3 separate regions of the Homo sapiens genome follow, and all the other regions are linked to region 2. Evidence: chromatin contacts called from ENCODE Hi-C data. All regions are on one chromosome and are shown on one strand. Each heading gives the region's core, a stretch centred on a gene start or an enhancer-like site at or near the end of the contact. The rest is flanking DNA. Distances are from core to core; before and after follow the strand shown. Region 1 holds the start of NIPBL (NIPBL cohesin loading factor). Region 2 holds the start of HMGCS1 (3-hydroxy-3-methylglutaryl-CoA synthase 1). Region 3 holds the start of SKP2 (S-phase kinase associated protein 2).

Region 1 (2,885 bases), core at 295-2,794, 6.4 Mb after region 2:
TACATTTAACCTATTAAAATGACACCTCTCTCATTACACAGTCAAACATCATGGCACAAACAGCCAATGACAATCCTGGGACCTCAAGAAGAACTGCCCTGACATAAAAGGATGGCACCTTCTACAATTTTTTAACCTCCCAAGGATTTTAAGTATAACTTAATTTCTTTTTTGGAAAAAGAAAAGAAAAGTGGTTTTACCCGTATCTCAGCACAATTCTCAGAACACTTAAAATTCTTTGTATGCTCCTACACGTTTTGGTCAGGAAGTACCTGAGTGTTTTACGTATAGTCGCTTAAAACTGCCCTTACATAACGCATACAAATAGAAAGTGGCAGAGTAAACCTGTCAAGTACTTTATACTTGTCTTTGAATAAAAAGTCCATGTGCAACAACACACTGTCAAAACAACAAGATAAAAGCTCTTGGGGAGGGGGAGATGTGCAGTGTCTACCACAGTATGTTTTTCTGTATTAAATATTCATGTGGACGATTTAATTCTTTAAAAAAGAAAATGAGTCTTTATGAACTTTCCAACGTCCAAACAAGTTTTAGAAAGAGAAAGAATTACCACTGGATCCGCGTCTGAGTATTTACGTTTGTCTCACTAACTGAAACTACTTCCTCCCTTCATGGGGTCACAGGGGGAAGAAGGGAGGTTGTTTGTTTCACTGGGACGTTCCCCACTCCCGGACCGGGAAAGTTGTAAATATGGGGACGATCAGGGCACATTTGCTGTTAGTTGTATTGTTTCCGCCTCCCCACTAGCTACGGCTCCACTCCCGGGCGAGGCCTGTCACCGACCAGCAGTCGCTCCGCTCAGCCCGGAGCTCTCCTAATCCCCGAGCTCAAGTAGATTCCGCTGGCCCGCGGCCTGCACTCTCCGCCGGGCCTACGCCTCCCCGGCCGCCCAGCAGGAGCCCAGTCCCCGCCACCGGAGCCGGCCGGGAGAGGGTACAAAACCACCGCTACCCAAGGCGGCTGCCACCAGAGAGGAGCGAACTCTAGACTCGCCTGTGGAAGAGACCTGGGGCCGCTAAGGAAACGGCGGGGAGGGGAGCGAGGAGGAGAGACGCTGAGGACCTGGCGCCGGCGCCGCCGCCGCCGCCGCCGAAATAAAGAGCAGGAATTTACCTGGGCGAATCGGCGTCTGAATCCAAGGGGAGGCCGAGGCCGCTGTGGCGAGAGACTATAATCCGGGCCGGGAGGGGGGGTGGCTACGGCTCCTCTTCCGTCTCCTCAGTGCGGGGAACATGTAGAGCCGGGGGGAGACCAGCCGAGAAGACAAATCGTTGCTTCTTCTTCCTCCTCCTCCTCCTTCTCCCACATAGAAACACTCACAAACACCCGACCACGGGCCCGAGCTACCGGGGGGGCATCGCCGCGGGCCCGGGAACCAATTCTCCTGTCGGCGGGGGCGTCCCTCCCTGCGGCTTGGTGGTGTCGGGTGAGTCGGTACCGACGGAGGGAGGGGGGGGAGGGCGGGGGGAAGGAGCCCTGTGTGTGTCTCTCTCTCGTTCCGTCTCTCCCTCTCAGAACAAAATGCCGACCGGAAGTGCAGCTGCAGGAATGACTCCCTCCGCCGGCGCCAAACACTAACAACCACCCCCTCTTCCCCACTCCACTTCCGCCACCGCCGCAGCCGCCGCTGCCGCCACTTGGGCTCGCGTCCTCGGCCGCGCCGCGCGGCACCCGGGCCCAGCAGCCGGGAGGCGGCAGCTCTCCTCTACGCCCGTCCCCTCAGGGCGGCTGTGGATGTTGCCAGTATTGTCGATGCTTCAGAGCGACGTTTGCCCTGCGACACAGGCGGGCCGGCTCTCCTCTGTCTTTATTTTCCTGGAGGCCGACAGGAGCGGGGCCCGAGTTCGGTGGTGGTCGTGAGCGTGGGGGGCACTCAGGCCCGGACGGGCTCTCAGGTCGCCGACGGCGGCGGCTGGAGGCCGCGCTGGCTGTCCCAGGTCGTCGTTAGCTTTAGGGAGCCGATCTCCGGGCGGCCCCACAGAGGACGCCCGCGATTCGATGGCGATGATGCCCGTTTTAAATGGTGTCCCTGCAGCCGGGTGGATGGATGGATCGTACACCTTGCCTTTTGAGAGCCGGGACCTTACGCCCGACTGCGTGTTATTTCTGCGAATAAGAACGCAACCTTTGGAGGTGAAGACGACTGTCGGCTGGATTGAATTGGAATCGTGTTTGTGATGATGCGTTTATTTCTGGAAATACGCGGTCTCCGCTGCTTTTGCTTTTTGTCGGCAGAGGTTTGGGTTCTTCTCTAACGGTCAGGATAAAGGCCTGTAGGCGACGCTGCGCGAGCGAGAAGCTCGCCCGCGGCTGCCCGGGCGCCCCCCTCTAGGTGTGGGTGGAGCCGAGCGCGCGGGGAGAACCGCCGGCCCCGACTCAGCCACCGGTGACTGCGGGCGACCCGCGGGCCTGCGGCCAGCTGATTTCAAACATCGTTTTCCTCTTTAGGTTCGGAAAACTGAGGCGCTGGACAAGGCTGGAATACAATATGTGATTATACGTACAGTACTATGGTTGTTGTAGTTTTTAAATTGTAAAACAAGAAGTAACCATTGTTCCACCGTTCTCTATTAAGTTTGTGTAAATTAAAAAGGGGCTATTTTCGGTAAAAAGTGCAGTAGGTAAGCGGAATTTTACTCAACCGGGACGAAATTCGTGTTATATGAATTGTATTGTGTATTTGTGTGTGTACCAGTGCGCTAAAAGTAAGTAGGAAAACTTGCTTAGATTATTCCTTTTGCCTCAGGCCACTCAGGGGGCCAAGATCCTGTCACTCCTTTTCTCTAGGCCCTGCGAATGGCTTCCCGTCTTGAGGGGAGTGAGCCAAAGCCTTGACTGCGGCAGAAGTCCCCGCGCGCCGTTGA
Region 2 (2,805 bases), core at 23-2,522:
TAGCATCTATAGTGGTTAAAAGAATCTCCCATAACAATAATTGTGTGAATCACAGAATTACCAATGACCCCTTATCAATAGCATTCCTGTTAATTAAATTGAGATGGGGAGAGATACAAACAACTCCGAACCTCACTCATGGTCCCCCACCAAAGCTAAGTATTATGGCTTCTCTCTCTGACCAGATAGAGGCAGAGTTTATTGCAAAGCCACAAGTGTCCTCCTTTGGATTCCCCCAAATAGTGTTTCAGTGAATTCCTCTAGCTTGAATTGCTCCTCTCTATTTGCTGGGGGAGTTAGGCAGTCCGTATCCGATGGATTTACTATGCCGACAATTACGTGGCCTTTCCACAGCCTTTTACTTGGCAGGTACCACATATGAAGCTTAGAAGATACAGTGGGCAACAGGCCAAATGGAGTCCCTTTCCTCAGAGTGCATGGCCTGGCAAAAATCCTTGAATTCAGTATCAACTTCCCTTCACAGGCAAGGCTCTGCACCCTCCCCACGGATGCCTAATCCTGAAACCATTTTGTTTTAGGTTTAGTTAGAAAGCTTTGTCTCAAGAGCACTTTTGTTTGTTCTGTTTTCTTTAAGTCAAGGTAGTTTTGAATAAAGGAGACAATATTTGAGTATTTACAAATCGGGTATTTAGACTATTTACACATATACAAGTTCTGGGTGAAGTATTCTGCTCCAATTTGCAATCTACGCACACTTTGCTAGAAAACGTTAAGACTGAATTCAAATCAAGTACAGTATTTCAGAAATCTTTCAGGTGAAGCCTAGTTCTGGTTGCTAGGCAACCTGACAGACTCCCAAGCTGGGACCACCTCGCCTCCCACATTTGACCATCTCTCCAGCGGTGGGACGCGGAGTACCCATTGGCCCGCATCTCCTCTCACTTAGTCCCAATTGGTCGGAGAACCTCTCACTCCGCTCCCGTTGGCTCTCGCCGTATCTCGCAGCTCCGTCATTGGCAACTGGGCTCTCGTGCCACCTCACGTCAGTCTCTCACACCACTTCCTCGGCCCTGAGACTTTGTCCCCGCCTCTTCTCCCCGCCCTTCCAGCCACGAGGGAAAATCCTAGCGAGTCATCGCCTCTAGTTTCCTTTTGATTGGTAGAAGCCGGACTGGGGGGCGGGCGCTGCCGGGCAACTCTACCGGCCGCGATTGGCTGTGGGAGCCACCGTCCCGCCTCCCAGCGACTCTCGGCGGTGCCGGAGTCGGGTGGGTTGGCGGCTATAAAGCTGGTGGCGAAGGGGAGGCGCCGCGGACTGTCCTTTCGTGGCTCACTCCCTTTCCTCTGCTGCCGCTCGGTCACGCTTGGTGAGTGTCCCGCGCTGGGGAGTAGAACTGGGCTGCGGAGGTGCCGCGGGCGGGGTGTGGGCCAGACAGAGGCGGTGTCCTTGACTAGGCCCGAAGGAGCTGGGGCTCTGGGTCAGGACGTAGGCGTGGACTTTGCCCGGGAGGATGGGGCACCGTGAGCGGGGCCGGGCGGGGGTTCCCTCGTGAGGGACCTGAGGCCGACCGTAGCGGATCTGAGAAGATCCGAGAACACAGGCGAGTCGCGGAGGGGAGAACGCGAGAGGGCGTTGAGGTCTAGGTATTCTAACGACAGAGGAGTTGGAGGTGCCAGAGAGGCAGCTGTGACCGCCTAGAGGTGAGTGGGGGGTGTCAGGAGGGGGAGAGAAGACAGTTGGGCTACCAAGGCGTTTCCAGAGCGTTGGTTAAGGGTGGACGCCAAAGGATGGGCAAGATCCTCTTTAGACGGAGGCTGGTAGGTTCGCAGGGGGTGTGTCCTGCTGCCACATATAGAGTTGATGGAAAGAAGGGAAGTGGGTAGCATTACTTTTCTTCCTCAGCTCAGGTGCAAGAAAGCGTTCACAACCGTGATTTAGACCTGGCTAAGTACTGGGGCTCAGTCTGTACTTGCTTCAAATCTCATAGATCACTGCCTCCCGCCTTCCTGCCTCCATATTTTTTTTTGTCTACGTTTTAAAAAATAGGCTTCCTTGGTGTTCTGAAATCCCACATCTCTCTCCTACTAATACCTTCGGGACCAGCTTTAGGTGATACAGTGTAATGGGCAGGCACTCACAGAGTCCTCCCACAAATAGGTTTTGGATTAAGCTAAGGATATTTCAAAGCAAGTATATGGAGTCTTTGAAAACCCACGTCTGGCCTTGACCAGTGGTAGAGAAACGATTATTCTGATCCACTCTGGAGGAGGGATTTGGGGAACAAATAATGTGAGGTTGTGCCTGTTTGTCATGCTTGTCCCTATGGCCTTAGCCTTAAGGCATCAGTAGCTGCTTTCACTGCTCACCTCTGCTGCAGCTCCCCACCTTCCCGAGGATGCTCTTGCCACCTGCTGCAGTAGGATGATGTGTTCTGGTTGCTGCTAACTAACATTTGCTCTGTTTTAGGCATGAATATGAAAAACAATGACAAGATAAACAACAAAATTAAGACAAATGGAAGTGCTCCTAGAGTTAACAGATTTTTCCTTCTGAGATGTGTTTTGGACTTTATTGCACAGATACTATTAGATGAGAGGCAGTTGAAAGTCGTTAACATTATCCGTGTCAGTAGTTCTTTGCACTTGAGACACCTAAGCAGCTTGTGTTCTTTAAACTTTATTTTAAAATTGCAGTTATTTTTGTGTGAAGAAGGGGGCAGGGATAGCATACCTTATGGGAAGAGAGAAAGGCTTTCTTTGTGTCTACCTTTGTAGATATTTCTCACCTAAGTTTGTAAGTTTGCCCTTTATTCGGTTCTACTTTAGTTCAGCTCAATTCTAGTA
Region 3 (3,010 bases), core at 160-2,659, 7.2 Mb after region 2:
CAATATGGGGGTGGGAGTGGGCCTGGGGAGATGTCTCCCCCACTTAGGTGAACGTTCACTTCGCAGTCCACTGATAAATAACTAAAGTGATTAAGGCAAAAAGATCACTCAGGGGTACAAAGCAAAAGGAATCCTACAAGAAGACCACTGTTTATGTTTCTGTTAAACGGTGAAACTGAGCTGGCCTTGAGGCAGGCAGATTCCCTTCTAAGGAAAAAGGCAGGAATGTCTTCTCATGGGTTAAAATTTTCAAGGTGATTATGCACCAGAACATACATATATATATATATATATATATATATATATCTACCAAGATTCCTGCATACTTGACGACTTGCCCTATTTTGTTGAAAAATAGCTTCAGAATTAGGCAATCTTAAAAGGAACCCATGCTAAAGATCTCTGAACAAAGGTTTCCCAACAACATAGCTAAATCCACCCTTTGCATAACTGACATTTTTACCCTCATGTCCTTACCTGGAAAGTTCTCTCGATTTAGCTTAGGCCTGCGGACAATCACAAAGTCTTTGTCACTCCCTTTGCTCTTCAGCCGTTTCCGTGGGGGGCTCTCCGGGTGGCCCAGGTTTGAGAGCAGTTCCTGGGGGATGTTCTCACTGTCGGGCTCCTCTTTCTCCAGGGCGGAGACCCCCATGCCTGACAGCAGTTCAGAAGTCTTGCTGGAATCCCATCCCCACGTGAAGCTGGTGGCAACGTTGCTACTCAGGTCTGGAATCTCCTGGAGGTGCTTCCTGCAGAAGTGCACAATACCCCCGGTTCCTTTCGAAAACACACCCATAAATAATTTCAAGGCAATTAAAGAAGCTGCAGTTTATGCATTGTAGGAAACCTTCACAGCAGCTAACAGAATCGCATTTTTTATGTGCCTGCGGCGAGTTACCAAGAAAACGAAGAAATGAAAAGAACAAATCGAGAAGGCTTTTTGACTTACGATCCTGCAGAAGGCCTCAAGAATTTCTCCCAGTGGAGGGAACAGACAAGGAGAGAGACAGGGCAATCATACACTGATTGAAAACGGTGGCAGAAAAGCCCAATTAGGGAAGCCAAATAAAACCACACGCTGATCCCCGCACTAAGGCATCCATCCATTCACACTTTCCCCAAGAAGGGGCTAAGCAACCATTCACTTAACAGCATTACTAACAATATTAGCCAGTAGCGATATTCGCGGCCTAAAAGAATTATTAAGAGGGTCCATTTCATGCTCTTCCCCTTTTTGCAATCCGTTTACCTGTGCATAGCGTCCGCAGGCCCGGGAGTTTAAAATACGTGCATTAACTGCAGAGCTGCTCGCCTCCCAGATTCCCGCTTTGGCGCGCGGCGGCTCCGAGCGTGCTGCTCGGGCCCCCAGCAGCCAGACCCGCTAAGCCTAGCAACGTTCCATCCCCACTGCGCGCGCAAGGCTCTACAGCCCGCTCTGCTTCGCGGCCGCACTGAGGCCCAAGGCCTGCTGGGAATTGTAGTTTCCGTCCCGCTTCGTAGTCCGACGGGCTCGCCCTTACTTCCTTCCCTTGCAGCTTTACCCGCCTTCGAGATACCCACAACCCCCCGCGGGAGCGGGACTGGTCGGCCCACGGGGTAGGCGGGGAGGCGGAAGCGGGCGGCGCTACGGCTGACTGGGAAATGTCAGCCGCTGGACTGTAGACGGATTTTCCTTTCTCGGGAGCCCGCAGGCCTTCTGGTGATCGCCAGCGCTGTCGTCTCTGAGCGTGGATCCCAGAACCTGGACAGCTGTGGCGGCCGCCGTTTCCCGGTCCCGTCCAGACGCTGTCTGGCGAGATCGGACGGTGAGCCTAAGGCGGAACGCGTGAGGCGCTTTTGAGTCTGGGGTCCGGGGCCGAGAGCAGGCGGAAAGAGAGGGGACCCGGCAGACCCCGAGTGGCCGCCGCTGCGGGGCCCAAGTCCTTGGCTGCTGAGTGGTGACAGTAGCCCAGCCCGCCGGCCAGGTGAGAGGCTGCGAACTGCTGGCGTCGCACCTGTTCGTCCTTTTGCCAGGAAGCTTCTTCCTCCGTCGGGGAGAAGGCGGCCCTAAGAATTGGGTCTGTGGACGGGATCCTTCCTTTATCTGTAAAATAACGCACAACAGCTAAACACGCCGTTGGAACGAGAGACAATGGTTTAATTTTAGGGGAGCCGGAGACCCCAGCGGGTCCTGTGTGGTGGGAAGGCTGCGCATGCCCTTGCAGCCTTGACAGGTCTCATAAATAGCAACATGGGAATAAATGAAAGGACTGTATTTTGCAACGAGCTTTACCCGTGCACGCAGGGGGCCTCCAGCAAAGCCATTTGGTTGCTTGCTGTCGCTCAGCTGGCTACGTGTGTTTGCGTCGCCGCCTAAAAGCGAGCTGCTTTCAGCCTATCTCTGCTGAGAAGAGTTTGGGGGCAGTAAGAGTAGGGAGCGTGACATATTCCAGGTACAATGACCATGCGAAATCCATTGGGCAAACTATACTACAACTGTGACCCCGGGAAAACAGTGGAAGAGGGAAGGGGGATGAATTCTAAGCCTCATAAAAATGAAGATTTATAAAGTTCATAAGGAAGCATAACAGCTTCATCGCATATTAGAATATTCAGTGATGCTGTATGACACACCCTCTGGTTTCCTTGAAAAAATGATTCGCTCTGTAGTGAAATTAAACCTCCCTTGTGCAGGTATATGCTTGTTTCAAGCTTGGTCCTTAGCTTGAAAAGTAACTGCCTCTTGAGGAAGGAATTCATGAACCTTTAGCTCGTTCTTGAAAGATGAGATTGGTGTAAAGAAGGGATCTGTTCACAACTTGGTTTTGATTGGAACTAGGTGCAGAATCCTAGGCTAAGCCGTTCATCAAACTAATGTTATATGGAAAGCATTTTAAAATGCAATATCCTGATGTTTTACAGAAAGTGACCTTTATGTTACTTTGGCTAAGGAGAAAGCATTTGCCTTTGTTTGAAGCTACGTCCTTTCCCTGAAGATTGCAACTCATAGGAGAAAATATTTTTGACACAA

The links. Hi-C counts contacts between places; a loop is a spot of excess contacts on that map. Pooled maps may share reads with other maps.
Region 1: a map of natural killer cell shows a loop between it and region 2 (18-fold over the local background). The contact joins the promoter of NIPBL here to the promoter of HMGCS1 in region 2. A Hi-C loop is called at or near these places in 1 of 168 maps with a recorded cell type or tissue (natural killer cell), 1 of 37 single-sample maps with no recorded cell type and 9 of 50 pooled maps.
Region 3: a pooled map shows a loop between it and region 2 (18-fold over the local background). The contact joins the promoter of SKP2 here to the promoter of HMGCS1 in region 2. A Hi-C loop is called at or near these places in 8 of 50 pooled maps.

The regions. Positions count from the first base shown.
Region 1 is chr5:36,875,428-36,878,312 of GRCh38, reverse strand. It overlaps NIPBL (NIPBL cohesin loading factor), which reads right to left and starts at 1,544. Exons shown (of 47, transcript NM_133433.4): 1 at 1,135-1,544. NIPBL-DT (NIPBL divergent transcript) reads left to right here and starts at 1,619. Exons shown (of 1, transcript NR_046262.1): 1 at 1,619-2,885. RefSeq lists silencers at 919-1,038, 1,679-1,788 and an enhancer at 2,199-2,248.
Region 2 is chr5:43,311,879-43,314,683 of GRCh38, reverse strand. HMGCS1 (3-hydroxy-3-methylglutaryl-CoA synthase 1) reads left to right here and starts at 1,272. Exons shown (of 11, transcript NM_001098272.3): 1 at 1,272-1,328. RefSeq lists enhancers at 1-359, 360-876, 883-1,112, 1,363-1,502.
Region 3 is chr5:36,150,510-36,153,519 of GRCh38, reverse strand. SKP2 (S-phase kinase associated protein 2) reads right to left here and starts at 1,409. Exons shown (of 10, transcript NM_005983.4): 1 at 1,250-1,409; 2 at 478-749. The coding sequence starts at 1,257. LMBRD2 (LMBR1 domain containing 2) reads left to right here and starts at 1,633. Exons shown (of 18, transcript NM_001007527.2): 1 at 1,633-1,964. RefSeq lists enhancers at 1,103-1,292, 1,366-2,349 and silencers at 1,563-1,702, 2,303-2,362.